Regions from separate parts of the Mus musculus genome. Here all the other regions are linked to region 3. A link is a loop called in an ENCODE intact Hi-C map of the cell type or tissue named here. Cell type or tissue: left cerebral cortex. All regions are shown on one strand. Region 1 has its middle 23 kb from the start of Gm30600. Region 2 has its middle 52 kb from the start of Gm30600. Region 3 has its middle 63 kb from the start of Gm30549. Region 4 holds the start of Nrn1 (neuritin 1). Region 5 has its middle 42 kb from the start of Gm30600. Region 6 overlaps F13a1 (coagulation factor XIII, A1 subunit).

Evidence for each region. Hi-C counts contacts between places; a loop is a spot of excess contacts. Peaks named below come from ENCODE experiments on the same cell type or tissue, not always from the same donor. Only the 100,000 strongest peaks of a DNase experiment are listed, where the experiment ranks them.
Region 1: a loop joins it to region 3, with 9 times the contacts of the local background. A loop is called at or near these places in 2 of 42 quality-filtered maps.
Region 2: a loop joins it to region 3, with 8 times the contacts of the local background. A loop is called at or near these places in 2 of 42 quality-filtered maps.
Region 4: it touches region 3 in a loop (6-fold over the local background); 3 of 42 quality-filtered maps call a loop at or near these places.
Region 5: a loop joins it to region 3, with 2.3 times the contacts of the local background. A loop is called at or near these places in 3 of 42 quality-filtered maps.
Region 6: it touches region 3 in a loop (11-fold over the local background); 4 of 42 quality-filtered maps call a loop at or near these places.

What each region holds. Positions count from the first base shown.
Region 1 is chr13:37,223,833-37,228,832 of GRCm38, forward strand. No RefSeq gene overlaps it. Among named protein-coding and RNA genes, the nearest start is that of Gm30600, 23 kb to the right of the region's middle. In left cerebral cortex, no CTCF peak of the experiment used is centred here; a DNase peak (open chromatin) is centred at 2,215; H3K27ac peaks cover 1,550 bases.
Region 2 is chr13:37,194,931-37,199,930 of GRCm38, forward strand. No RefSeq gene overlaps it. Among named protein-coding and RNA genes, the nearest start is that of Gm30600, 52 kb to the right of the region's middle. In left cerebral cortex, no CTCF peak of the experiment used is centred here; a DNase peak (open chromatin) is centred at 2,367.
Region 3 is chr13:37,131,790-37,136,789 of GRCm38, forward strand. No RefSeq gene overlaps it. Among named protein-coding and RNA genes, the nearest start is that of Gm30549, 63 kb to the left of the region's middle. In left cerebral cortex, no CTCF peak of the experiment used is centred here; DNase peaks (open chromatin) are centred at 2,481, 2,963 and 3,554; H3K27ac peaks cover 2,233 bases.
Region 4 is chr13:36,731,121-36,736,120 of GRCm38, forward strand. Nrn1 (neuritin 1) reads right to left here and starts at 3,357. Exons shown (of 3, transcript NM_153529.2): 1 at 3,116-3,357. The coding sequence starts at 3,170. Gm30177 (a long non-coding RNA gene) reads left to right here. Exons shown (of 2, transcript XR_382190.4): 2 at 1-802. In left cerebral cortex, a CTCF peak has its summit at 3,090; DNase peaks (open chromatin) are centred at 60, 623, 1,119, 2,095 and 5 more places; H3K4me3 peaks cover 5,000 bases; H3K27ac peaks cover 5,000 bases.
Region 5 is chr13:37,288,665-37,293,664 of GRCm38, forward strand. No RefSeq gene overlaps it. Among named protein-coding and RNA genes, the nearest start is that of Gm30600, 42 kb to the left of the region's middle. In left cerebral cortex, a CTCF peak has its summit at 2,061; a DNase peak (open chromatin) is centred at 2,205.
Region 6 is chr13:36,889,747-36,894,746 of GRCm38, forward strand. It overlaps F13a1 (coagulation factor XIII, A1 subunit), which reads right to left. Exons shown (of 15, transcript NM_028784.3): 13 at 3,060-3,220. All of the region lies in intron 2 of Gm30489 (a long non-coding RNA gene), which reads left to right. Among named protein-coding and RNA genes, the nearest start is that of Gm30489, 68 kb to the left of the region's middle. In left cerebral cortex, no CTCF peak of the experiment used is centred here; DNase peaks (open chromatin) are centred at 1,246, 2,118, 2,670, 3,682 and 2 more places; H3K27ac peaks cover 2,079 bases.

The sequences.
Region 1 (5,000 bases), 92 kb after region 3:
TCCTCTGAGAGTCTCCACCCAGCAGACAATGAAAAGAAATGCAGAGACCCACAGCCAAATATTAAATGGAGGTCACAGAGTCTTGTAGAAGAGTTGGGGGGAAGGATTGGGGGACCCAAAGAGGACAAGGACTCTACAGGAAGACCAACAGAGTGAACTAACTTGGACCCATGGGGGGGTCCCAGAGTCTACTGAACCACCAACCAAAGAGCAAGCAGGGGCTGGACCTAAACTCCCACCCCACACATCTGTAGGTGCAGCTTGGTCTACATGTGGGTCCCCCAACAACAAGAATGAGGGCTGTTTCTGAATCTATTTGCCTGAATGTGGGTTTCATTCTCCTAACTGGGTGGCCCTGTCTGGGCCTCAGTGGGAGAGTGACTTGATGTTCCGAGAATGGGGAAGGGGGGAGGTTGATACCCAGGGATGCTCTCTCTTCTTAGAGGAGAGGAGAAAGAGTAATGGGGGGAAATCTGTGTGTGGAGTACTGAGAGAAGAGGGGAGCTGATACTAAGATATAACATGAATAAATAAATTAATTTAAAAATACTTTCTATGCAAGAAGAAAGATAAGAGGAAGAGAAAGAATAAAAGGAGCTGTGCATGATTATTCACATTGCAGTTCTAGATCCTGGGAAGTGAGGTAGAAATCATCACAATTTCAAGGCTAGCCTGGGTTATATGATGAGTTCACGACTATGTCCACTTAGCTATATAATAGTAGTATGTTCTCCTGCAGGGCATATGACCTACCAAGCTACAAGTTTCTGGTCCTATTTCCAGTGGCAGGCATGAATCTATCTTGTGGAGTATGTCTTAAATCCAGTCAGAAAGTTGTTGGTTACTTCTATAAGATCTGTGCCACCATTTCTCCAATGGGCATATCCCATTAGACCACATATTATTATAGCAGTTCAAAGCATCCACAGCTGACTAAGACTGTTGGTTGCTTTATTTCCCTGGTAGCATACACAGCTAGCCAGCAGAGATGAAGCTGCCAGCTCACTTCCAGCTTGACTTCTCCATATTCAATGTTTCAGGCATTGGATGTCTTCACCAATAGGGTCTTAGCAGTAGAAGCAGCCTGTAATTTTTAAGGGTCCTCTGACCAACAGTTCAAAAGAGAAGGGAAAGGTGGAATGGGGGAAAGACTCCTGTGAGGAGGTACTGGGAGGAGAGGAAGGGCTGAATCTGGGTTGTAAACTTATTTGAAAACCTATGGTATCTGAAAGAGGCAATGACCCCCTATTAGTGGATAACTAATTTCAAACTCTTTTTATACATGTGTGTGTGTTCCATGAATTCTACAGTAGTAGCTTTCCGTGAGTTTTTTTTTTAAACATCCTTAGTGTTAATTATCCTTCTCTATATTCCCTTTTCAACCTTGCCCTGCCACTTCCCACCTCATCTAACTCTTCTTACTCTATTATTCCCATTCCCCTGTTTTACCACTGCACTGTGTCGCTGCCTTGCAAGTACCCCCTACAACAGCCTTTTACTGTTTTCCTGACTTCTATGGGTACTCCAACCTAAACCCACTGTGCGTGTTTTACCACTGTTAACAGACACCATGGCCAAGGCAACTCTTATAAAGACAACATTTAATTGGGGCTGGCATACAGGTTCAGAGGTTCAGTCCATCATCATCAAGGCAGGAACATGGCAGCATCCAGGCAGGCATGCTGCAAGAGGAGCTGAGAATTCTACATCTGAAGACTGAAAACTGCTAGCAGAATATTGACTTCCAGGCAGCTAGGATGAGGGTCTTAAAGCCCACACCCACAATGACACACCCACTCCAATAAGGCCTCACCTTCTAATAGTGCCACTCCCTGGGCCGAGCATATACAAACCATCTCACCTACTTATCTAAAGATTCAAAGCTACAGTCCACATATGAAGAGAGCAAGCAGCCTTTGTTTTTCAGGGTTATTTTTCCAGCTGTATGCACTTATCTACAAATTTCATGATGCTGCTTTTCTTTATAGCCAAATGCTATTCCACTGTGTATGTATACACATTTTCATTATCCATTCATCAGTTTATAGATGTACAAGCTTTTCCCATTTACTAGCTGTTGTGACTGAAGCACCAATGAACATAGATGAACAAGGATGTCTGTTGTAAGCTAGAGAGTCCTTTGGGTATATGCCTAAGAATGCTATGGCTGAATCATGCGGTAGGTTTATTTCTGGAATTTCCAGGAACTTTCACACTGATTTCCATCATGGCTGTACCAGTTTGCACTCCCACCAACAGTGAATAAATGTTCCTTCTCCCCTAGATCTCTGCCAGCATTTGTAGTCATATTTTAGATTTTTTTTTTTAATCTTAACCATTCTGACTAGGGTAAGATGACATTTGAAAGTAGTTTTAATTTGCATTTCCCTGATGACTAAGGATATTGTAGATTTCAGAAAAACATTTCCCAGCCATTTGTATTTCTTCTTTTGAGGACCCCCCCTCCTTTTTAGACCCTACTACAAGTATTCTGCTAAATAGACACAGAACTAAACTGCCTCCTAAGTACTTATCTCTATACCTATAAATCAGCACAGCTCTCAACACCCATCAAAGAAGCTGCTTTTAGAGTAGATTCTAATTAAGTCAGAGACCAACAACTAATCAATTTGCAGAGAATAAGGGACTGCAGAGTGCTCAGCCCTAGATAAGACATCAACACCACACCACACCTCCCTTTGGTTAGCCTTCTCCTCTTTGGTTGCCTGCATCAAAGAATATTCAAGATTGCTTCTAACTAGCTGTATTCATAATCAAACCAGAAACAAGCCAAGCAACCTGCAGAGGTCAGAGGAATTAACTAGCAGTACCACACAGTAAAGGCTGCAGACCAGTAAAGGAGAAATTGCAATATGGAACAACAAAGGAAACATTACAGGATAATACTGATCGACTGAACTCAGACAAAAGAAAATTTATATTGGATGATTCAATTTACACATAGTTTAAAATCATTGAAAATAATCTACTATGATAGTGAGCAAAGTCACAGTTATATTGACCGTAGGGGCTGCGGAGAGCACTAAGGAGCCTTCTAGGATGCTGAGAATATCCCACATCAGACTCACATAGTGGTTGTAAGAGTTGCAAGTGTGCAGTGCTGCAAAGATACTCAGAGCATCTCAGTGTTCATGTCCCTGTCCTCTGCACAGAGGCCACTCTACTGTCACCATACTATATGGAAACAATTTACCATCTCTGCCTTTGTCAGCTCCTTGCCAGGGAGGCCAGACCTTTACTTGTCTGTGTTTCTTGATAGCCTTGTCCAGAAAGGAAACTCAAATAACTATGTTAAACTGTTTCAAATGCCTTGAAGTACCCAGCCATGCAGATATCCACCTCTATCCTTAACCGCCAACATGAAATTCATGAATGGGAGTACACCTGTATCATGTTCACAAAGTGTCAAGACTTTCAGTGGAGGAAGTATGACATTCTCCCACCTGGCCAGATTTGAGTTGAAACTAAACCTTCTCAAGATTAGGATCCTAACTTTCAAGTGCAGGCTTATTAAATCCAAAGACCCCTGCCTTCCTGGTTAAGAATTCTAGTTCCCTATTCTGAAAGGGAGCACATATGAAAAGAACATCCTGGGGATCCATAAAGGAACCAAAGATTTAGACCCTTATCTAACCTATTTCAAGGGTCCTTTTCAATAGGGCATACCTGACAATTCTTTTGGGTACTTCCTAACTTTAAAAAAGAAATCATTTTACATCTCCTGAGTTTGATTTGATACACATGGTCTATGATCCAACATCTAAAATGAATTGTGGAACTGGAAAAGAGACTTGATTTTTAAGAATGCCTACTGCTCTTGTAGAGGGCCCAAGTTCAGTTTCCAACACACATATTGTGGTTGACAACCACCTCTAACTACAAGGGATCCAGTGCCCTCATCTATCCTCTGCAGGCTCCTCTATAGATATAATGCACAAAAACTCACAAACACATACACACACAGAGGCAGAGAGAGAGAGAGAGAGAGAGAGAGAGAGAGAGAGAGAGAGAGAATGAATTCTTTGAAAACATTTGAACTCTTCCAAGAGCTGCCTGAGAGAGGACTGCCACAATGCTTGATAACCCTCCAAAGTCGGGGGTCTCTGGTGAGTCTTGAAAAATGGAGACTTTTATGAAAACTCCCAGGTTAGGTATGCTCTGATCTGCAGGAGTCGAGAGTTCTTTGGAAACCAGGGACCCATGGTAGATTTGCTTCATCTAAAGGAACAACAGTTACTACTGAGAAATTGCTCTGAGGTAATATAAAGGCTCAATAATAGACTTCACTTTCAAAAATTAATTTCAGGGAAACTTGACACCAAGTTCTCTAAATAGAGGTCTTGAGGCCAAGACACAGACTGACAAGAAACTGAAAACTCCAAATTAAGACTGGAGCATGTCCTCAATTTGCATGAGCAAGTGGAGATAGGTGTGTTGTCAGACTTGACTCTTCTCCTTATGTTGAGTTATCTTGTCAGGAAATTTTCTTTGGGAAAAAAAATTATTAAAACAAAAAGATCACACCATTTAAAAGCTAAGGCTGACCACAGAAATATAAAGACTGCATAGTTTTAATTATATAGAGAGCACTATCTTTAGAAACATTATTTCATAGATGATTAAAACTAACAGTAGTCAACTGAAGAATATGGGGAGAGAGATGGAAAGAGGGTAGACAATGTGCACAGGGTAAGAGAAAAAATGCAATGCTCCTATCACAAAGAGGTAGGTACGATCCTAAAAATTAATTACATATTTCAAAATAGCTAGTAGAGAAGATCTTGAATGCTCTCCATGTCCAGAAATGATGTGGCTGGCTAGCAAATTAGTGGTATCCATAAGCTCTTGGTTCAGTTGAGAGTCTCTACCAATGAATAAAGGTAGAGAGCTATCAAGAAAGACCTGAGGCCTCCACATGCACACACACACACACACACACACACACACACACACACACACACACACCACATGCATACTCA
Region 2 (5,000 bases), 63 kb after region 3:
GTTAAAGGAGATATATGTAGTTTTAGAGGGAGAAATTAACATTCTCCAGTAGCCTTCTCTAAAATCTCCTTCAGTTCCTCCTTCCCTCTCCCACTTCCTTCCTTCTTTATTCATTTCCTTCCTTCCTCCTCTCATCCCTCCCTCTCTCCCTTTCCTTTCTCTTATTTTCTCTTCTTTCTCTCTCTCTTCCTTCTTCTTTTTTCTGTTCTTTATCTCTCTCTCATATATATGTATATATATATATATATATATATATATATATGTGTGTGTGTGTGTGTGTGTGTATATAAATAATTAATAAGCAGCAAAAAAAAAATCCCCAAATTTTAGAGATATCTTAAGAATGCCTCAAAACTACCTACATGGATTTAAGATAAAGGAGAAATACATTATTTCTGAGTGAGAAATTAACACTCTTCAGTAGCCTTCTCCAAAAAATCTCCCTAAGTTCCTGCTTGCCTCCTTTCCTTCTTTCTTTATTCTTTTCCTCCCTCTACCTCTCCCTCCCTCTCTCTTTCTCTGTCCCTTCCCCTTCTCCCTCCCTTCCTTTTGTTCTTCCTTTCTTTGTGCAGAGGACATCTTGCAAAGGTTGGTTCTCTTCTCCTAATATGGAAGTCCTGGGAATGGAACCTAGGTCATGGAGCTTGGCAGCAGGTGCCTTTACATGTTGAGTCATCTCACTAGCTCCCTAAGCTTCTGATAACTTTAAACTATTAGAGGAATAAACAAGCAACAACACTAATCATTTGTACAATGTAGGAGACACAAGAGTCACAGAGATTTTAAAAATTTTTATCTGCCGGGCATGGTGGTGCATGCCTTTAATCCTAGTACTCAGGAGACAGAGGCAGGCAGATTTCTGAGTTCGAGGCCAGCCTGGTCTACAGAGTGAGTTTCAGAACAGCCAGGGCTACACAGAGAAACCCTGTCTCAAAAAACCAAAAAAAAAATTTGTATGAGTGTTTTCTCTGCATATATGTCTGAATTATGAAGTTCAAAAGAAGGCATCAGATTCCCCTGGGACTGGAGTTAGGAACAGTTGTGAGCCACCATATTGGTGTTGGGAACTGAACAGCATCTTCTCACTCTTCTACAAGAGCAATAAGCGTCCTTAAATGCTGAGTCATCTTTTAGTCCTAGGTCATATGCATTTATAGCATCTCCTTTTTACATATACTCCACTCCCTTTGGAATCTCTTATCAGAGGGTTACAAATAATATTCTATTATTCAGTTAAACATGCAGATCAACTTTGAACACATCTGGAAAGTTCAGGGTTTGGGTGAGGGAAAATAATTTGTTGTTCTTACTTTCATGCTGTTTGGTTTTAAAAGTCGGTGAGTTTTGCTATAATAATTGCTTAATAAAACTTGCCCTAGAAAAAAAATTGTTACAATTCAATTTGTTTTTCCTCTTGGGAATGTTTGTATTTTTTTAATTTATTGCCCAAATAATGAGATATAAATATTTTAAAACTGATTTTCCTACAAAAGCCTTTCATAAAATCAAAGGTACAAAAGAGATAACGTTGAACAACTCCCTCAAGACCATGACTCACTACAATTTTTATGCAATTAAAGTGAGGAAGTAGCTGGCCATAGGCATTGAAATCTTTAACATTATCTTAAAAGTATGTCATAATTCATGTAAAGACTCTCAGGTCTTCCAACTGGGCAAAATTTCTCATGCTGCTATTAAAATCCTTGGACCAATATGTCAAAATTGTCATATATTTAATAAACAGTACCATTTTTATAGAGCAAAGGTATTTATTTTAATATTCCCTTACTGTACATGCAATGGAGCACAACAGATGTTCACAGTGTTTTTCACAGCATTATCTTATACCATCTTTGCCTTATGCCCCTCAGGTTGATTCCCTGGGGTAACCCATCAAGAAAAATCTAGGTGTCTAGTCTGACTGTTCCATGGCTTGTCCTATCAAAAATCTGCTCAGCCTAAATGCACATGGTGCATTCTAACTTAGTAAAGATAAATTCTTGCTCCCACTTCTAACTTTGGAAAGGGGACAATCATCCATCCTTTTTTACATAAGGAAGAGAAAAATATGAGTAGACTTGAGCACACATTTTAATAACACTTTAGAATAAGAACAAAATGGCACCCTTTCAACTGGAATCCTAAGAACTAATTTACTGAATATGGTAAGCCAAAGTGATGTCATGGACCATTACAGAAGCACGAGAAAGCAGAAAACTCCACTTTAGCTGCCCTCTTCAAAACTATAAAAAAAACCTCACTGCTTTTTTGGTACATACACCCCCACTCCAGTTATGACACCATCTTGGTTTGGTGCTAAATGTCTTCTCAAACCACACGGCTGTGGGTGAAGACACCAGATCTGCCTCCCTCTAGCTTCCTCCCCAACTTTTTGGGGATGACAACAGTAGACAGGGGTTGGTGAGATGGGTGTTAAAACTGAGCCAAGTCCTAAATTCACCCAGCTTAGAAAATGTATGTCAGACTTCCAGCTGGAGTGAAGCTTCAGTAACACAGCCTGGGAGGGGGAAGGAGACTCTAAGAGCAGAGTCGGCAAGGATGTAGTTCATCCTTGTTGAGACAGATACTTGTAAGTTCCACAGGAGGTGAGGAAGCCAAGTTCTAGAAGCAGAGTAGCAAAGTTGGACTATGTAGTGGGGGAGCTTCTCTAATTATTAGTGAACATTTGCATATTGGGTAAATCCTTCACAAAGCTCTATCTCCATAATCAGTGAATGGTTTCCTCAATGAGTGTTAGAATAATCTGGACTTTTTGATGACTGGGTTGGTACCCTTAAGCAAGATTACAGAAGTAAGGTCAAGCATGGTTCAGCACTCGAAAAGTGGAAATGGGTGGATTGGTAATATAAGGTCATTCTTCATTGTTAAATAAGTTCAAGGCCAATTTGGGATGTGTGAGATTCTAGAAGGAGCCTTTGAGATGAGGTTTCCAAAATTTCATTAGGATTCTTGTGGTCACTAGGGTTTAGGATCACAGGCAGAGGCAGGGAAATAGAAGGAAAGAAAGAGAGGGAAAGGGAGAAAGGAAGGGAAGGAGGAATTAAAGAAAGGGGGGGGGGGCAATCCAACAGAGGTCAATTTGGCTTGATCCTGTAGGTGAAGCTATCAAGATACTATGATCACATCTCAGATTTTAATAGGTGAGAAAGCTAAAGTTCTGATATTATTGTATCGGGTACCATCAAAGACTGCCCCAGGACATAGTTTGGAGGGGTGTGCTCCAGGCCCTTGAACTTTTCCAAACATGCAGAGAAAGCATGGATGAAGGTATCAGGGAGGGCCTATGGGTATTGCCAGGGAAGGAAAGGATCCAAAGTGTTACGGGCTTGGCAGCCACAGCATCTACTCTAGGAGAGCCACACGATATAACAGGTTCAGAGGATGCTTCAGGACAGGAAAGGAACTTTGTCCACAAAACACTAGAATTTGTGTTTATCTTTCTGGCAAGTTTCTGAGCTGCTCCTCTCAGCATGAGATGTAATTCCCCATCAGGGAAAATTTAGAGATATGTTCTGGCCATATGGCACTGTTCCTTTGTTATGGCTCTCTCTCTCTCTCTCTCTCTCTCTCTCTCTCTCTCTCTCTCTCTCTCTCTCGTGTGTGTGTGTGTGTGTTGCTTACTAATCTGCTTCCCTGGCTTGCTCAATCTGCCTTCTTATAGAATCCAGGACCACCAAACCAGAGATGGCACCACCCACCATGGGCTGATCCCTCCCCCATTGATCACTGATTGAGAAAATGCTAGATATCATGGAGGCGTCTCCTCAACTGAAGCTCCTTCTTTTCTGGTGACTCTACCTTGTGCCAAGTTCACATATAAACCAGCCAGTTCAATATCTAAACATAATGAAGCACAGGAAGAAAAGACAAAACAAAACAAAACTCCAACACCTATACTCACACATCTATCAAAATTAACTTGAGAAATCAATGGATAGAAACAACATTTTTAGCTTTATTAATTTTTTCATGGTACTCAGGATTTATTTTTTTAGTTTGGAAGTATCAAAATAAAAGGTGTTTTTATTCTAACCACAAAAATATAGTTAGAAAAGAAACAACAAGTTATTAAATGTCTACTCTAGAGAAATACAAAATAAATAAGACATGGATCTCGGCCTTGGATTCTTATACACTAAGGAAATTAAACACACACTCATGAAATAATTCAAGAGGATGAAAATGTGCAAGTGAAAAATAATTCTGGCAGTAATCCATAGAGGTAAACAAGTCCTGAGCAAAGCAAACAACCCACCTGGGAATGACAGAGCCCTAGTCTGATGCTGGAAACCCAATCAGAGGCTAGCCCCATGTCTCTAAGTGCCAGTCCCAAATTTAAGTAAGTTGACAGGTAGAACTGGAACATTTTTCCATTTTTAAAATCTGAATTTAGTTCTTTCCTCTGGTTATTTGCAAATTACTTTCAGTAAAGTTTATCTTTATGGGAACAGGGCCAAAGATGGAGGGGTGAGAGATGACAGAGTCACATAAGGAATCCCAGGAAATCTGACGGAGAAGACCAGCATCAGGGTACAGATCTAAGTTTATTGCCCAGCCCATAAACTTATGTACAGTGTTTGAGCCAATCCCAAGCCTCTAAATCCTTGGCTATTTGTACCTCACCACACTGTGCTCCAAAGAAAGTCCCACCTAATGAGGTAACTCACAAGGGGATGGGGAATCATCACTTGTGAGAATTTCCGTGAAAATGAGGAAAGCGGCCATTCCCTGGCCTCCATTCCTTTTAGATCTAATACCATGTACTGAAGATCAGGACTCTTTGAGGAGTAGCTGGAGGCTATATTGTCTCGTTATCCATCCTACTTTTTTCCTCAAAGCTGATTTCCACATCTCCCACATAGCTTAGATGCTGGAGAGTTCATTTAAATGATTTCTCTTTCCAAGTTTATAGAGGAACTGTGTAATTGTTACTTTGACTTTTATGTTAATCGGTTTTCTATTATTGAAATAAAATGCCA
Region 3 (5,000 bases):
GAGATGGTGACTAGGCATTGATTAAGGCAGACATGATCCCTGCTTGAGTTGGGTGTGTCTTACAGTAAGGCAAGGTTTAAAAATGAAAAGGAAGCACAAACAGGGCTTAGTGCTAACAACAACAGTGGCCAGTGCTTCCCAGAGGCTCTCCATCTTGCACTGCATACATATCAGGGAATGCCTCCTGAAGGAGAGGATATTGAATACCATGAAGGACTTGCTACCTCTGTCCATCTCCACAGTGACAACAGTCTCAAAGGTCTCCCATTCTGATTCATATGTTGGTCACATTTTCCAACTCTCTTGAGCAATCCTCATTTGTATACACTGGCATACAATCTCAATATGATAAGCCCTCACTTGTTCTTCACCTCACTTCTAGATTCTAGTCCACTCTTATTGCATCCTCCATATGAATATTTTTATGCTTTTTACTCCATCTCTTCTCCTGTTATTTCTTCCCCCTATTTCAAATAAACTTTGGTTCTCACTACTAAAAATAAAACAACCCTTGCCAAGATGCCCACTGATTATCTCCTGGTCAAATCCTGTGGCAATTTCATTTACAAGGCAATGTCATTGCTGTTTGAAATTGTTCACTCTATTTGCTTATACCAAGGGGTTTCTTCTAGAACTCACAGAAATGAACCTGTCCATCTAAGGGTCAGAGGGAAATTCTGTTTCATAGGTTGGTCACATTTTCCATCTCTACTGAGAACCCCCCCCCTTTATATACATGTGTATACAATCTTTCTCCATATGTTAAACCCTCCCTTCTTCTTCACCACCTGAGATCAGTCCTCAAGCAAGGAGAGACAGGAGACAGTGCCTCACAGACTTGGTTTTTCCTTCCCTTCTGCTGAGGCAACTCTGAAGGTTCTTCAGAGACTCCAAGATGTCCCATGCAATCCCCTTGGAAACCATTCCATGAACACACCCTTGATGCATGTTCCATCTCTTTCTCTCTCACACTTCTTTGGCAATTTGCTCAACCCCTTAGAACCATCTTTCAAATAAGTTCTTGCAATCAGTGCCTTGTCTGGATATGTTGGCAGGTAGTAGAGGACAACACGTTAGTTGGTGGCAAAAATGGATGCAATTATCCTCTTACTTCATTGCCTTTGCCAACTTGACTTTGTAACTTCTCAGGTCAAAAAGGGAGACTATTTCTCCAACTCACTGATTTTAGTATGACCTTGTGAGTTGCTTTACTTTTGGAAATGCAATTTAAAAAGGTATTACAAGTTCTGAGCCAAGACCTAAATGATAACTCCATACTTCTGCCCACTCTCATGGGTCTTAGCCTCTGCTATGAGGGCTATGCTGTAAGCAAAATAATGAACAAACATGTGGGCTGGAGTAAGTCATTTCAGTCTATTGAGGTGGAAAGCTTAGCTGAGATCAGCAGAACTAACATCCAAATGACTGATTGCTGAACAAGTCCTAGCCAACATGGGTAGTGAGAAGGAACACCCAAGTAAAGTTCAGTACAGGTTGATGTTAAAATCCAGTAAGTTCTGATATGGTTGGTAACACAGCAAAAGCTAATTGTTATAGTTATCTAAAAATCAGGTGATAGCATAGACCAAAGAAAAAGATCTTTAGGATGAAATTCTAGAACTGACTAATCAGACCCCAGCAAGATACCATTTCTATATCTACATGAATACATTTCTAACTAGAATGCTGACCTCAGGTGAGCTGTGGGAGAGGTCTAGGTAAAAAGGGCTACATTCACTTCTAACATAGCTCCAGCACAAGGAACTTTCAGGCAATGATTATGGATGGTAGTAGTGGTAGAATCACGTGGCTATTATTAATGATCAGAGAAGCATTGAAAAATAAAATGTTAGCTATCAAACCTGAGATCTGCTGTGAAGCCTACAAAGTGTATTGAATAATGGGACATAATATTTTATTCCCCATGATAGATTTACAAGGTACCTACAATAAATTTGGGGCCATGGAATAGAAGAGGTAAGTCCTAATATGGGAATATTGGGCAGATATACTTCGAGACTCTTTCCTCCCAACTTTCCTTGAATATGCACAAGTGACTGCTTTCCTCTTGCTGGGGTGAGCAGCCTCTGATGATAAAGGGGCCATACAAATGGTCCATCTGAGGTCTACGCCTTTGGAGATAGTATCAAGATCTGCTCCTGCCTCTTCTCATTGTCTGCAGACCAATAGCTAAGATTAACTGTCTTCACAGCATAAGAGGGAAGCAAAGCCCTTCTCTAGGAAGAAAGGCATTATCCATACCAAGGCATTATCCATACCATTCCAGAAAATATTTAATAGCAGGAGCCAGAACATTTGCCTGGGAATGTCTATTGTCAATACTGAACCAGGACTCTTGATTTCAGGTTGTTCCCCTCAATGCAACAATGAGAAAATCAGTAGCTATCATCATAGTTCTTCCCCTAGAGGCTCGTGACTGTTCATCAGAGTAAATATAATCTAAGGAGAAGGAATTTCCTGATTATTTTTAACAGTTACTGCATATGGCTCTGAACTGACATGGAGGCCATAAAACCCCAAACGCCATCACAGTCTTTGTAAAACTGACATTTACAGGTGTTACCTATTGATAAATAGAGTCCAGCTTAAAACATCTCTTACTGAACTCTGTGGTTCCACTATATGCTCACTTCCTTGATTTTGATGTGCATAACTGGGACAGATGCATATAATATCTGGAAGACAACTTCATATTGGTCTCCTGAGGGAATAAAAACCATAACATGGCACACAAGACCAAGGGCAAGTCCTTGAAGCTATCCCACCCTTAACAAAGATAGATCAGAAGTGATACTGCATCCAAAAGAGAATATCTGAAATTAGAGCCACCCTCAAGGACTTAAAACATGCAGAGGTGGTGGATCTTATTATATCTCCATTTAATTCAACCATATGGCTTTTGTAAAAATAAGACAGATCATGGTTGCTGATAGGAGTTCACAAACTGAACCGTGGGATAGACCCAATTACAGTTGATATTATACTTCTGCTGGATTTAGAATGACGCCACCATAGTGTCTTGCTCTTGGGATGTGAATACTGATTGGCAAATGCATTCTTTTTCTGTGATTATCTGGAAAGGATCAAAGGCAGTTCATAATAACCAGATACACATAGCTTTGCACATTTCCTGTCTCAGCCTTTCCTTGTTGTCATTGTCGTAATATAGTCAAAATAAACTTTGATCATTTCAGCATCCTATATAAACTCATGACAGTTTGCTATATTGATAATATTGCATTAATCAGAGCTACAGAATAGGGAATGGTAGGTATTTTTAATGGGCTGGGGAGACACATACATACCAGAAAGTTAAAAAAAGAAGAAAAAACTACCAAAATGGTAAGTTTCTAGAACTGTGAAGTCTAGAGCACGCCAGGACACCCCCTCTGAGGTAAAAGGCAAGCTATTGCACTTTGCACATCCCACCTCCAAGAAAGAGGTGCAATGTCTGAGATACATCCTTGGAATCTGAAGACACTTTACATCATGCTTTGGAAAACCCATTCTGGTCCATTTATTGAATGATTCAGTCTGCTGCATGTTTTGAGTAAGCCCAGAGAAAGAAATAGCTTTGCAGTGTGAGCATCTCACTACTTGAGCCAAATGATCTAGCAGAAGCAATTGTGCTAGAACCATGGGTACATACCAGGAATAGAGGCACTGGGAAGAACCCAAGAGTGTGGGGGCAAAGCAATGCCACCTGCATCAGAGAACCATTTGCTACCCAGAAAGTGGCCCCTCGTTGGCTAGTAGGCATTAATACAGAGTAGTAGAGTGTGTTTCATAGACCATGAAAAGACTATCTGAAAGTAGCAACCTTCATGAACAGGGGATGATCAGAGACAACAAGTGACAAGTTTGTAATTCTTGGCAGCAACTCATCTTTCATAAAAAACTACACATTTGGAATTGAGACCACACAGGTCTGGGAAGTGTGAGTACATCATACAAATAGGTGTTCTGGACACCATTTTCTCATATCTCCATTGTAGCAGTTACAGAGATCATGAGCTTAAACTGTAGGTGGATTATAAGCCCTGGCTTTACTCAAAAGTTCTCAATTCTTATGCTGAAGGGAGGAAACCCTTCCAGAATAGAGCGACATTGTATTCATCACAATTGTACAGAAAAAGTGGCCCAAAATAAAGTCTCTCCAAAACTGATAAACATCCTTGGCCAACATGTATATACTTAAGAGATCAAAGAGAAAGTTTGGGAGAGACACTAGTGGGAGGTCCTGTGGGGACAGACACAGTGTGTTGGGGTATTAGCTTCAATGCTAACAGTTCAGCCAACTCATCCACTCAGAGGCAGCTAAGTAAATGTGACAAAAGGCACATGTCAACATCCATCCACTATGTCCTGCGCCACATCACTTAGAACTTCCAAGTTTTCTGGGGTGTCTTTCTAACAAATAGCTGAGCCACAAGCCTGGTCTGCCTGAGACACTCCATGCAATTAGAATGGAGAGTGTCCACTATAGTGTAAACCACAAAGTACTTTACAGTTGGTATGTGATCATGCAAGCCATAGAGCACTCTACAGTGAGAGTCTGCAGACTGCATTGGTCCAGGAACCTAGAGGTTAGGATGGAATAAGATTTCCCCAAATCATTTCAGTGACTCCCACAGAGAAATTTCTTTTCTATCAGTATAATTTTAAACTAATCTTGATTAGAAATTCTGGGCCCTAGAGGAAGTGACCAGGAGTTCACAGTGAACTTTTTTATTTAACTAAACCTTTTCAACCCAAAGCTACTTATGTCATCTGTTCACTTGGGACTCCTCAAACCAATGATGCAAGAAAATAGAAGAAAGATTCATTATATGGGTGGGCATAACCAGCTTTGATTACCTGTAGAATAGTGGGATGTGGTTAGATAAAGGGAGCAGGGATGAGTATATAAGCAACTCAAGGATGGCCTTTTGTAGTTCGAAAGCTAGTAATAATAGCTTTAGAATAAATAATAGTTAGTA
Region 4 (5,000 bases), 400 kb before region 3:
TCTGCATCTCTCACCTTTGCACACCCCTTTTATATCTCTGGAAACAGCTAGGTCAGACCTTTCTTCTCAAGGCTGCAGCCAGGCTGCTAGGGGCCCAGCAAGCTGCGGCCTAGAACTTTGGCTCGGACAGGGATGGGGTGGGGGCTGGAGATGGCACAATCTGTGGCAGAGGTGGTGGGGGAGAGAAGAAAAAATTTCAGGCCACACTGAGGTCTTAGCTTCCATACTCAAACCAACCAAACTCGGAGGCGGTGAATTTAAGAGCTGCTAGGTTCCGGGAAGGCCAGCGCAACTTAAACTCCATTTCTTCCCATCTAGTGGCTAACAAAAATCCCAGGGTACCCGAAGGGCTAGAGAGAGGCGCAAATCACCGCTGTAAGGGCGGGGAAGGGGAGACGGTGAATTCCAAAATGGAAGTGGGCCATGGGCTCTAGGGGGTCTGAGCTCTGGCCTCTTCTGCGTCCATCCCGGGGTGAAAACTCCCAGAAGGATAGATCACCTAGCACCCTCAGTCTCAGTCTACCTGTCTCTGAACATCAAGCTACTGCAGACTCGCGGGAAGGTGACCCAGTCAGCTGCAGACAGCCGAGAGCTGCGCTTGGCAGATTGCAGCAGGAAGAGCTAGGCGGGACTAGTGCTTTCTAATCCGGAACGGGAAGCTCTGCGGAAGGGAGCGAGGTTAACTTCCACCTTAGCTGGGGCAAACACACAACCTTCCATAGACCTATACCGATTTCACGCCGATTTTAAAAAGAAGAAAAAAACCCTTGGCACTATAATAAAAGCAAAATTTAAACACCGACACCGTGTCTTATGAATACATAAATCGTTGTTCTACTGTAGCTCGGCCACGATGAAAGAAATCGCATTAAGCTTCCTCTATAATGTATGTTACAAACATGCCTTTGCGAGAAGAAAACAAAATGCAACCTAGCCTCTCTGGCCGCAGGCCCTTCCTCACTCATTGCTCCTCCCCCTTCCCCCAAAATCAGCGTTGGATTTTAAAAGAGGGCTTGGGGCTTTCTGGAGGCGGGAAGCTTTCCTGTCACTTTATTTTTTTTCCAGGCGTTGCTGGAGCAGACCCCGCAGGGCGCATGTGTGTGAGCGTGTGTAAAATACGAATTCGGGAACAGTTCTGTGTCTAGAAATTGTGGCTTCTAGAGCTCTTGCACTGGAAAGCCGGAAGCAGTGCGCGGGACAGAGGGTGCAGGCACCACACATCGGTCGAGTTCCCAGTCCTTTCTGAACCCGGTTTCTGTAACCCCGAGACAGGCAGCCGGCCTGTCTCCTCTGCATCCCCATCCAGTGCGGTTTCCATGTTCTCATTCATTTCTTGGACCTCTCTCATTCATCCCAAACTTCCTCATTCGTTCTCCATCCTCTACTTCCCCGCCCCTCCCCAACCCCCACGCTTCTTGCCAAATGTCAGTAATTTGGGACAGCTTCTATCCATGAATTAATAAAGACTGAGGCTCCAATGGGGGGCGGGGGAGAAAGGTAGATATTTAGGAACATACATTTTAATTCCACTATGAAAATTTTGGTCATCTTCAGGCTGAGGTTCATCAAATGCATCTCTCCTGAAATTACTGTTTCATTATTTCTATTCTCATCTACTAGGAAAACAGAGTCCCCAAACATCCTCCAGGTGAAGTCCCTATCTTAAAACATTAGCTGTTTCTTAATCTATGAACATTAGTCGTCTAACTGCAAAATGCCACACTCACTTATTTCTAACACTTACAGCATTTGCTGCCCTTGGGATCTATGTCCTAGGATGGTTGCAGCTCTTTGAACTAATGTCAAAGGCACAAAACCACCAGATGCAAAGCATTAAGTCATCTCCTAAAATTAAAGGAAAAGGCAACATCCCGGTGCATGCTCCTTGCTTTGCAAAAATCCCAGTTTCTGCAAAACAATAAACAAATAAACAACCAAAAAAATCCCCCAAACAAATTCTCAAGAATATGGCAAATGCATATGGACCCCATAGAAAGAATCAGTTTTAATGCTCCGAAAGCCCCAATTTCTCTATATTTCTTATGAAGAAAAAATGTTAAGTATTTCTTCTCTTGTCCCACACAAATTCCCTGACGCACCCCTGAAATGCTGCAAGGATTTGTCTGTAAAGAACGCTCCAGCCTGGCACGAACAGTTTTCTCCATCTGCAGAATAACCACTGGGAGACTTTCTATTTTTTTCCTTTTGTCCATTCTATTAATAAGCTGCTTTAATTTCCCTTTTCAGTTACATTAATTAATGTTTCCATCCAGTATCACATAAGCGGATTCACTAGTACTTAAAACATTTGCATTTTGGATGGAAAAATATAAACTTTAAAAAAGCCTCCCAACAGTGTAGCTGAGACTCACATTCCTTAACATGAAATGGGGGGGGGGGCTAAATAAATCCATCCAATAAACCGCCACAAACAAAAATTACAAACCCACGAAAAGACAAAATGCGAACACGTTAAACCACTTTCCTGTATAAAAATAATAGAGATGCTAATCTGCCAAAAATCACAGACACACATGACCCTGAAAAAGTATATCAGTGAATATTTGGTTGATTTATCCTTCTCGGAGTAGTCTGCGGTGCCCGGAGCAAACGCTGCAGCTAAGATCTAGGGGGAGGGGCGGAGGAAGGACAAAGTTCTAAATGCTGCAGTTTGAGGGCAGCCTTAGAATATCTTTGCTTTCTGCATATAAACTTTTCAGCCCTAGCTACCTAGGCATCTTATTCCTCCCTTTACCTTTTGACCCCTCAAGATAGTATCTTGCAGTATAACAGGGGACAAATGCTACGAGCGCTCAGATCCTGTTTTAACCCCAAAGAGGGAGGAAAAAAATGGATGTGCGCTTTGGAGAAAAGGGAGAACCCCCCTTGGAAAACAGCCGGTCACACACACACACTTCCCTGCAAAAGAAATCACTTTCTTTAGGAAAACCAAACCAGAACTCCTTCCAGAGTCCCCAAGAGCTAATGCCCCGACTCAGGGAGTCTGCAGGGTTTTCTGCAACCAGCGGCAGACCCTGGCCAGCAAGTCCCCTTAGGCGCCTCTGGGGTAGGCAATCTCCGGTCGCCTACCAAGCCGTACCGGGCGGCCACTTACCTATTTGCACCGCGAGGATCAGTGAAATATATCTGCCGTTCAACTTAAGTCCCATCCTACGTTTAGTCAAACCATTTGCGACCGCAGACCTTTAAATAGTTAGTTTAGAGAACGCGGGGGAAAGCTGAAAAATAGGCATTGCCAACAAGTTCCGGGAGCGACAGAGACTTTATGCACTGGGAAGGCAGAGGGAGGAGAGAAAGAGAGGGAGCGAGGAAGAGACAGAAAGAGAGTGAGAGAGTGAGAGGCTGGGGGGGGGGGGGGAGAGCTGGGAATGGTTCACTCCATTAGGAGGGGGCGGAGGAAGTACAGCCTCACGCCCACGAGCAGGCCTGACGTGGGGGATGACACGGATTGATTTTTTTTTTTTTTTATAATATAGACACCTTGGTAGAGAATCACCATTTATAGTCATAAGACTCTGGAATTAATCAGATATCTCCAATTAATGTGCGATCTCAACGAAATCTCGCCTCTCTGTAGTGACTGATTTTCATCCCAGTGGCCACCCCCGCCTCCTCGTTCCAGGGGCCCCCAGCCCCGCCCCCTCCCTGCGCAGAATCGGGGCTCCCTCTCCTCTCCCCGCCCCGGAGACGGGGAGTCCTGGTGCGCCCACTCGATTGTTCAACCTGCTCCCTCCTTCACTGGCGCCACAACGAACCCAGACACTTCCAACCCTGCAGAGAGGTTTGGGGAGCTTTGGGCCCAGGGAGGACAGAGGGGAGAGACTCCTCCGGTCCGAATCACCCTTCTCTCGCCCTCAGTGGGGTGCAGACCCCCTCACTTGCCTACCCTAGTTTTCTCTCCAGCCCCACAGTTGAGCTCTAGGCGCAGCCTAGAGCGCGTGAGCACATAACCCGGCCCCCCAGCACACGCACACACTCACAAAAGCGCACGCCCGGGAGCGCCCCCGAGCTCGCCCGCACACTCCGCACGCGAGCGCGCGTACACACCCAGGCCCCGGGGGTTCGTTCGGCTCGCATGGGGGCCCCCAGAAATAGACTCTGCGTGCCCTCTTGTGAATGTCACTATTCGCGACGCTCACCCACCGAGGGGCATCTATACCAGGCATAGAGACACCTATTTTAGGGGGTTGGAAAGGCTGTCGGGCAAGAAGCCTAGGCTAGGGTAAATTTCGGTTTCTTGTGGTTTACAAACTCTTCGCGCTTTAGGAAATTTCCAAGGCAAGCTCTGGTGTACAACTCCTTTCTGGGGCCTCCTGAAGTCATCTGTAGGGTCACACTGACATGTTGATACACGCACCCACGTCCATCACGTACACACCCAGACCCACACACACCTGCGCTCTTTATTTTATTTTTTGATGATCCAGCACTGACTGCAGTAAAGAAATATCTCTTCAGCTGCGTTCGTGCAAGGTCCTGTAGTGGATCGTGTAAGATGGAAAAATAATCAGGGCTACTTCTTAAATGAAATTAAGTTTTGATTTTTTTTCTCCTTTTCTGCAATGCACCACACCCTCTTTCCCAGTCTGAATTCTAGCGTCTTTAATCAAATGTTGATGGCCGCATTGGCTAACTGTATTACTTGAGCCAATGAAGAGATATGCGAAAGGAGAAAAATAAAAGAGCCTTCATATTTTATAAGACTGCAGGGCGACCGCGTAAGGCTAGGTTAGTGGCAGAAATGAAAGGGGATTAGGGAGACCGGGCTTCCGTTTAATTTGCCTTTCGAAGCCCCTGCACTGGGAGCCCACACAGTCAGCCATCTGTGCACACAGACGGAGAAAGGGAGAAAAGGGTGCAAAACTGGGGTCAGGTGACGGGCGGTGGAGGGACTGAGTAGGACCGCGAGGGTCTTGAGGCAACTAGAAGCTGAAAAGCGCGCACCGAGGGGACCCAAGCTTGCAGCCCTGCAGAACTGC
Region 5 (5,000 bases), 160 kb after region 3:
TATTAGCCATGTGCCATATAGCATTTGAGTTGATGATGGGCCCCCATAGACAGGATCCCATAAATCATAATGACAATGATGATTTGTTCCTTTAGCCTGGTGACATTACATGTTTCCTTACCTGGCTTCAGCACTGTTGGTATCAGCATACCTACCACTCTGGTGGCCAATCATAGAAAGAAAATGACTCCTAGTGACACATTGCTATCCCCACAGATCACTTCATCGATCAGCCCTAATCTGGAAGCTTCTTCTTGCAGCAGGTGGGAATTAACACAGAGACCAACCGGACAATGTGCAGAGAGAGACCTTGGAGAACTCATCTCTATATGGGATGCCTTTATCAAAGTCTTCACTCAAGGCTCAGGAGACTATTCAGATGAGGAGACAGAAGGAGTGTAAAAGCCAGAGGTGTCTGATGACTCACTCTAAGGGAAAGAGCATCCTCCAGACACAATAGGGCTGATAAACATGAACTCACAGAGACTGTGGCAGCATGCGTGCACAAGACTTGCAAAGGTCCAAACCAGACCACACACCACCACTGAGAAGAAGTGAAGACAAAACCCCTCCCCTAACCAAAAAGCTGTTTGTAATTGATACCTGCTGGGAGAGGAAAAGTCAGTTATCTTCAAAGAACCACACTCCAGGGCAGATCCCATGCCCAGAAGAAGGTGACCAACACAAAACAGACTCTGTGGGCTTTTAAGGTGATGTGTGTTTAGTTCCAGAATCTTTTGTTTGTTTGTTTGTTTGATTGATTGATTGATTGATTGATTGATTGGTTGGTTGTTTTTTGTTTGTTTGTTTTTCTGTTTTGAGAGAGAGAGGCAGAGGCAGAGGAGAGAGAAAGAGAGAGAGAGAGAGAGAGAGAGAGAGAGAGAGAGAGAACATATAGAGAGGTGGGGAGATCCAGGAGAAATTGGGGAAGGGAGATAATATGATCAAAAATGTTGTATGTAAAAATTGTTTAATAAAAGCAGCATAGTGACACATGAAATAACAGAAAGCATGTAGTATTTGATCATGATAACAACCAATTAATTATGTGGCTGGCTTGCTGTTTATGCATTTATCTGTATTTATTGGGTTGTTTATGCAATTGATAATAGCGTGTTTTTCTTGGTCATGTGGAGAATACCCCTACTTATTTAAAGAGTGTTGATTGTGAAAGTGCACCCTGGGACGCTGGCAACAGCTCCCCCAGTCTTGTCTTTGCTGTGTCTCTGTCGCTTTAAGTGGCCATATTCCCTGACTGACCTCCAGCATCTAGGCTTGTGTAAGAGATCCACAGGGTTTTCACACAGGAAGTCACCTGAATTTGATGGTACATCTCTCAGGACCTGTTTTAATTGTTAGTCAAAAAGTGACTGCAATGCTTGTATCCACATCAGACAACTCAGAGAGGGCATTTTTTTAAAGACCAGAAATATCAGCTCCTTAATACATATACAAATAAGACAGCAAGTACCTTTGGCTGGGCCTGTGGCTCTGGCTGAACAAACTGGTTCACCAGATGAAGATTTCTGTAAGGCAAGAGGGACTTGGGTAATCTGTGAGGACTTTAAAAGCACCTTCAATAGCGCTAAAGCATTTTGTTGGATAAATTTCATAAGGATCCACATGGCAGCTCCTACCCATTATAACTTCAGTCCTATGGGGATTTGAGACTCTCTTCTGGCCTCCCTGGGCACCAAGACCTCAAGTGCTGTGCAGAGTTACATGCAGGCAAAACACCCATACCCCTAAAATAAAATGGGGGGGGGGATTTTAGAGGAATCTCAAGAACTCAATTTTGTAATTTCCCTAAACTTCAGCATCTGACACATGCCTTTTAAAGCATCATCAAACTCCATCAAAACCAGTGATTTTTACATTCTTAAATATTGGTGGATGTCTTGTAAGATGCAATCATAACAGAATCTGTTAAGCATTGTTGTTGTTGGGTTTTTTTTTCAACCTTGAGTCTGTAGTGGGCTCTGCCCTATTCATCTCTCAGACACAATTACTGGCGAGCTTTTAATGCAGCCCACAGCTGCTTACAGGCACCAACCTGCTATTCTACTAGCTGCCTGCTGAGCTGAACTAGGAGCCAGAAGGGAGTCATTTTGATGGCATTTGAGTAGCACAAAATGTGAGTTTTCTCTTGAGAGGGCTTTTGAGAATTAGAGGGAGTTAGTCATAGTTTCCAGTGTGAGTATTTTAACAGTTGTGAAATTATGAAGGGCTGACTCAACAATTCCAGTGTTGCAATATGTCACTTCACTGTCTTGTTACTTAAAATTACATGCTTCAGGAGACGATGACTTTTAAAAGAACCCAACCAAGTCTGGAAAGAAAAGTGAGATATGCAGACAAAGCAAGGGGAAAATTATAAGATTGCCAAACACTTAGGAAGCTACTTAACAATCCCGAGCTCATCTAATATGTTTCTTTTTCTTAAATAGCATGTTTCTCTTCTCTGTGAATTATATAGTAGAAGCACACTTATTAAACAGTGATTCCTTTTCAGTATACAAAACCAATCCAAACTGGATTGAATATGTTACTAAATTTCTAAATCAGTCACCTCCTCAGTATCCTTTTGGGTAGGTTTAAAAAAAAAAGATGAATAGATTATCATCAGACAAAGATGATTAAGCCTATTCAAGAGGACTCTTAGGCTGTTGCTCAGCCTCTTCATTAGATAACTCCTCATTAACTACCCTAAATGAGCTACAAATAGCTATCAGGTCCTGTCCTTTATATTTGAAAATTAGACCCTTAGTAAGCAGATGACTCTTGAGGTATTTTCTAAGGATTTGAAGTTTTTCAAGCATGCCGCTATATTTCCCCATTCAAAATCATATACTCATAACACAGCTAGCCAGGGTTAAGAGGAAGCAAAAAAGAATCCAAAAGAGATGGTTCTAATGAGCTTGGTTTCTTTAACACGGTGTGATAATTAGGTAGTCCAGCCAGAGCAAAGGCCACACTGGGAAAACTTGAGATTATAAATAGCTCCACGAAATGTTAAATGCAAATCTAGAGGAGGCATTATCCTTTCAGGAAGCATTATCCTTTCAAGAACTGAACAAACTACAGAGTAGGACATGTCCTTGCATGAACAGTCAGGAGCTATAAAGAAGGGGGACTGGGGCTGAAGGGACAACTTAGCCTTCAGAGCACTCACTGCTCTTGAACAGTTCAAGAACAATGCACCCATGTCAGACTTCTGCTCACAACCACCTGGGCATCTAGCCCTAGAAGATCTAACTCTTTATGCTGGTGGCCACTGGCACTCAAATGCACATGTGCACACATAGACATATCATGATCTATGGAAACCTACTATTGTGTGAGCTTCAAAAACATGTACACAAACACATACACATATACATGTATAAAATAAGTGGAATTACCCTATACCTAGGGACAAAACATCTTCCAGATGCCATAAGTTATCAAAAAAAAAAAAAAAAAAAAAAACAAGAAAACAGCGTCCAGTGTAAATTGTGTCTCTTCATGTTGGTAATAAATCTCATAGACACCCCCTCACCAAAACCAAAATAACCTATGCCATCAGTCTTTGTTACCCTCCTAAACTTGATGGTAAGATCCTGTTGCTGAAAATACTTGAGCCATAGAACACGGAGAAATCAACTGATACTGCCCTGAATACTTCATCCCTACTGGCTAGCAGTCATGGAATCAGAGGCATTGTCCATATTACTGTGGGAGAAAAGTAACGGTTTACTCAGCTGTGACTCCTGTAAGCTACAGCAATGACCAGCCTGGCAGCCACTAAAACACAATAGTGTAATAGTGGCATGAATGTCTCTGGAGTAGCAAACCATTTTCTGATTGTATTTGAGGTCTACCCCACAAGATGGAACTCATGCCTACTGCAGTTAACTGAGCCAAAAACCTAGGGCTTAGTGTATCATAAGCTCTAGGGAAGAACCTATTACAAATATTCTAATAAATGGACATAGTATAAATTGTCCCCAAACATTTATCTTTATACCCATTGATTCGTGTGGCTCTCCACCATCATCAGAGAAGCTACTTTTGCAGGAGATGATGTTGAATACAGAGACTCACACCTGGTGGTCAAAGTGCAAAGAATAAGAGATTGTGGAGTTATCAGCCCTAAATAGGAAACCTATAGCACGTTCTGTTTCCCAGTTCTCAAGGATTATCATGGAAGAGGGGGGCAGAAAAAAACTGAGATCCAGAGGTAGCAGTAGATCACTACAGAGAAATAGTAGCCAAATTCCAGCATGGAAGGCAGAGGGACTTATTAGAGCTAACTCCTAATTGAGGAGCTATTGGCAACTGTGGCTGGTGTGGGTACGAGAATCGGTTTTCTTCATCTGTGGCACCTGTCATGTGACCTGTGTTCCACTGGATGACTCCTCACCTGGGCACACGCAGGCACCGATGAGAAGACTCAGTAGGGTTAGGAAAAAAAAGAGTAGATGAAATTGGGAATTTCTTCTGGGTACAACTTGCATGGGTCTTGTTCATATAGTCACAGTTGATATTAGTATATGTGTGCAGCAGTCCGGTTATATCTGAGAAGCATGGCTTCGCTACAGTCATCTATTAGCTCGTGTTCTTAAGATCTTCCTGCTCCCTTTTCCATGATGATAGCTCAGCCTTGACAGGAGGAGATAGATATGACATAGATGCTCCATTTAGGACTAAGCTTTCCACAGTTAATCCTCTGCACTTTGACCAACGTGATTCTCTATAGTAATCACCCTCTCCTGCAAGCAAGAAGCATCGATAATGAGAGCTGCGTGCTGTGCTGCTTTATGGGTATAAAGATAAGTACTTAGGAGGCAGCTTAGTACTCTGTCCATTTAGCAGAATAATAGAGTTGGTTCTTTCCTAGGGCTTATGGGCTATCAGGTCATGAGTTCTTGGCTCAGTTAAAAGTAACAGACATGAGTTCCATTTCATGGAATAGAACTTAAACTGAATTTTTAAAAAGTTGTTGCTTGCAGCCCCATAGG
Region 6 (5,000 bases), 240 kb before region 3:
TCTCTGGGTTTCTGTCCAGTGAAGGTTACAGTAATACCTATCTCTCAGATAAGATGATACAAGGGCATTACTAAAATTCCAGTGTTTAATATCTCTCAGCTGCTGCCACTACTGTCAGCATGCTGGCTTCCGCCTCCTCCTCCTCCTCCTCCTCCTCCTCCTCCTCCTCCTCCTCCTCCTCTTGCCTGCAGAATGAAGCTGGAAGGATCTGTCCTCCTAACTACCTCTTTCACATTTACCCTGTGCCTGGTTTATCCATGCACAGCATCTGTAAGAGACTCAGTCTTCTGTGAGCCCATCCATGCTTCAGAGGGATGGACAAAGTATTCTAGCATTTTCCTAACACTTGATGAGGTGACATGTTGCAGGTAATTTTGGACCACGTGTTTGGAACCCTTGTGGGCTTTGTACTTTTAGTGTGTTTGGAGTTCCTGCTTTATGCCATTTATCTTACTTAATTCTCTGAAGTGCTCTCCCACATTGCAGTCCAACAGAGTATTTTCTTACCATCTTTCCAGTACCCCCAACAGCAAGCCCCTTCCTTCCCTTCCTGAGCCCTCCCCATCACTCCCAGTGCATAACTGGCTTCTGAAGGATACAGCTCTGTTTTACTATGTCTCCAGTGTCACAGGTGCCTAGTGCCATTCCCACAGTTTCTGAAATCCGGATCTGTCACAGCTGGGTGATATCTGAGTGGCATTAGGGTGAGCAGTCCCTTTCCCTGGCACATCTCATTGCCTGTTTGGATTTACTTTAACCTTGAAATTAGTGGGGTTAATGGTTAGGGCTTGTGTGATAGTGTCTCATCTATAGTTTTTCCAGTCTTAGCCCTGGACAGTATAGATCTTCTTTCTCAGAAAATGGCCTTGACTCTGAATGTCCAACAGAACCAGAACCCCTGCTTCTGTCATGGAAATTAACTCAAACTGAACCCAATCAACCCTGGTTCCAGTCCTGCCCTGGTCTACTAGCATGCAGAATGAGACCTCTGTAATTCTGCCATGGGGAGTTCAGTTGCTCTCAAAGAATCTTAAAAGATAGAAAAAAAATCCAACCTTTCTAATTAATAATACCCCAAAAGATCAAAAGTATCAGTTTCTTCTCTACACACATTTTATTATCAGTGGTGCAATTAAATTCTATTTTGTGCTGTGGTCTGAACACTTCACAGCTTGGAAAAGCTTCTCCTGAGATCTTGGCAGGGACAAGCCATTGCTTCATAATGAGGTGAACATGAGAACTGTCTCTGGTGGGAAAGGCAGAGATCTGAGCATGGGCACAGGCTCTGCTTACATCCCCCTCAGAGCAGCAAAAGATGCCTTTGCTATGTGGCTAAGGGACATCTTCAAGATCTCTGACTATGGAGAGCCAGTGTGCCTCCTGCTGCTGTGGTCCTTGTGCCCCCAGCTAATGAATTCATGCTCTCAGGGCAAGATGGCACTCCTGGAGTAACCCAAGTGCCCTGTTTTCCTGTTTAGCATTTGTTTCTGACTCTACCTACAGAATTCTGATTCTCCCTCAGCCTCATTTGCATTCTGCCTCTTCAGGCCTGTTGTGCAGACAGTACCAATCACAACAGGTCTATGGTAAGTGACTGCATTTCAAGAACAGAAGAGAGAGAGAATGACATAAACCTCCCTAGAGGTAGAGGGTCTGACATTCTGTTCTTCAATAGGCCCTATACATATTCAGCTTTGCGTGAGCCTCATTGTGGGGTGCTCCATGTACCATCTATACACAACCAGATTTTGAGAAGAAGTGGATGAGGCAATTCTCATTCTGCTTCTGTAACTGGACTGCTGGGGTTAGAGACCTAGCTCTCCATCTTGATGATGATGCGATCTTGCACGAGTTTTACAGCCCTTCTGCACTTCAGTTTTCTCACATATAAAGTAGAAACATTTGTACTGCTTACCTGTAGGTTTTATTGAGTGTTGAAAGCTCAGTTATATATGTGATACTTTGATAGCAGCTGCCAGGGTCCAGTATATAAGCAAGCAGAGCAGCCATATTGAATGCCACACAATAGCCATTAGCTTAAAAAGTGGTTCATAAGAAACAAAGCTCATCTCTCACTCCTGCCCAGTGTCCCATCTCTGGGGCCACTTAGATTACTTGGTTACTTTAGGATACTTCATGTTAGGAGGATTTATACTGATCACTCAGTCTTTTCAGAGACAAATGCTCTCCAGACACCAGGGAAGTTATTTAAGGCCACATCCAGGTGGCATATAATACCACTCTCCAAGGTGACCACTAGATGCTTGGCTTCCAGTGCTTGGAAGGGGTCTTGGTAAGGCTGTCTACTGATGCCACCAGAAGCTAGCCTACGCTGCTGAGAAGCAGGTAACCCACTCCCCTGGCTTTCCTTTACCAGTCCCCATGAGCAACTTGAGAAGAAATACCCTGTACTACCTGGACAACCAACTCTGTGCTCTCTGTACAACTAAAGCCATGATCCAAGTGGGAAAAAACAAGCCATGGTGACAGAAGCCAGAAAAATGTGTCATCTTGGTATGTGGGGTAGACTGTGAACAGGATAAAGGCAGGAAGGAGCTCTCTGAAGACCTGGGGATCCTCTATATTTTCATCTAGCTGGTGCTTATAACGGCATATGTATATTCAGCTACTGCTCCCCAGCTCTACACTTCAGCTTGCACATCCTACTGCATACAGTCACACCTCAGTGAATGACATTACTGCCCCAGATGCAGAAGGGACAGTGTAGGTAGTTTGTAAGCCTGACCCACTTTATTCTGAAGACACAGAGAGTTCTGAGTCTCTGTCTCCATCACACATCTTTATCTTCCTCCACAAGTGTGTTTATACCACAGGTTATATTTATATCTGCAGTCACATCTATATATTTAAATAAGGAGAGGAGTGTTATATGCATGCGACTATATATAGAATATTTTACTTCTTTCAAAGAACAGGAAGATCCTAGCTCCATTATGTCTTTTGGACACCCCCTCCTCCCCCCACACATGCACACACAATCTGGCTACTGACTAAGCACTTTGCCCTCCTTTTTTGTCTGAGATGAGATGTTCACTGACCTTGATGGTGATCTTGGGGATAGTCAGTATTATGGACTTTTGTTTGGCCAGGACATCCCTGGACTCGTTGATGCGTGCCGTGACGAAGAAGTGCAAGAAGCCCTGTTCTAGAAGGTGGCTCATGTACTCGCCCGCTCTGACCAGCACCTCCTTTTTCTTGGCTGAAGGGAGGAAAAACCAACAAGGCGGACATCAAGACCTGGACGAGATGGCATATGGCTCACTTGCCCTCTCCCATCCTCCCCTCATTAGCACACAAGTCACCAGGAAAAACAGCAAAAGACAGATACAAGGAGTCAATCAGGGACAAGCTCTCCTGTCTCATGGGTGAAGAAAGAATACACTGGAAATGTAATAGTCAGTGGGGTCTTACTACAGAAAAGAGTTGTCAAACTTTCGAAGCATTGTGTTTGCTGCTGTAAAATGGAAAGGGTAAACAGAGATATTAAAGGTGAATCCTAGGAGCTTCAACCTTGCAGGCTCTGACCTGAGCCAAGGCAATCCCAAGATGGCAGAAAATGAGCATAGAGTGCCCTCGCTCCTCTTTGTGACTGGAGAGACCTCTGTGTGGAAACCTTACTGCTAGCTTTCAGGGTAGAGAATAAGCCCTGCAGAATGGCATGGAGGATGGGAAGTAGTCTCATTCCTCTTTCAATCTCCATGGGGGCTGAGGATGCAGAGTTGTATCTGTAGCCTGGGTCCATTTGCTCACTCTGTGACTCCATTTCCCATAGCCCAGGATTCTAGAGCCCAAAGGACAGTTCTGTAGGCTGAGCCCAGGTATGTATGTCCTTAGAGACAGTGCATTTTGTCCCTTGATGTTTCCAGGGATAATAATAAACAGTGGTCTTCTGGTTTTTCTTAGGGGAATGTGTTTGGCTACTAGGTTTCTTTAGGGCAGCAAGACTTGTGCATCTTCTTTGTACCCATCTTTGCAGGGGTTCTTATCACCACTTATAGTCTCAGCCCCAGGGCTCCCTTCTTCTTGGAGGCAGACCATTCTCTCAATCACAGCACTGAAGAAATGGGACTGTGCACCAGAGCCCCAGAGAACACTGCTCCTGAAATAGTCCATTATATAAGTGCCATGTTGTGCCACCGCACAAGAAATTGTTCTAGATAAAGTTTATTAAACGCGGCAAGAGAAGGAGGAATAGATTTTCACTGTATGAGTGGTGGAGATGGGAGGTTGCCAACATCATTTATGGTGTCTGGGGAAAGCCAAGGGAGACACAGGCTGGAGCTGCCTCATCTCTTCCAAAAAGCAAAGGCAACTAAATATAGCCAAGTGACAATGATAACACCTTTGAAGGTACTGGTTGGTTTAAGTTATTCAAATCTCCCAAGCTGACTCTAGCCTACACATTCCCTTTAATCACCAATCTGAAGTCTGCTCACATTCTCCTTAGAAAACTTTACTTGCAGTAGAGGCACTGCAGGATGCTTGCTTAGGGTCAGACATGTGTGATTTTGCAAAAGACTAGGATTGACTTCAGATTGCAACATGCGTTTTATTGCATGCAATTGATGCCACCTACCTACATTAATTAGTAAATTTGCAAAAGAAGAATGAGGTTCTAATTCCCTTGAAGTGATCTGGGACAAGCCCTGAGTGGTCTGACTGATGGAGCTGTATTAAAATCAACTTGGGCTTAGGTTTGGTCCCTACATGAATTGACTCAATTGAGAAATACATTACATCATTTTAATCCATTAACTCATATAGAGTTATCCCCTCATTTTTAATATTTGCAGGGGAAAGGTTTATTTTGGATACAATCCGTCATGATGCGGAAGGCCCAGGAGCAAGCGTGAGGCTGTCATGTCTGGTTGTGTTGCTTCTACAGCCAGGGAATGGCTTGAGTCCATCCTTTAGTTGGGCTAAGGAGACAAGGAAGATTGAAAGGGTGCATGTGAGGTTGGAAAAGGACTGTGCTCTAT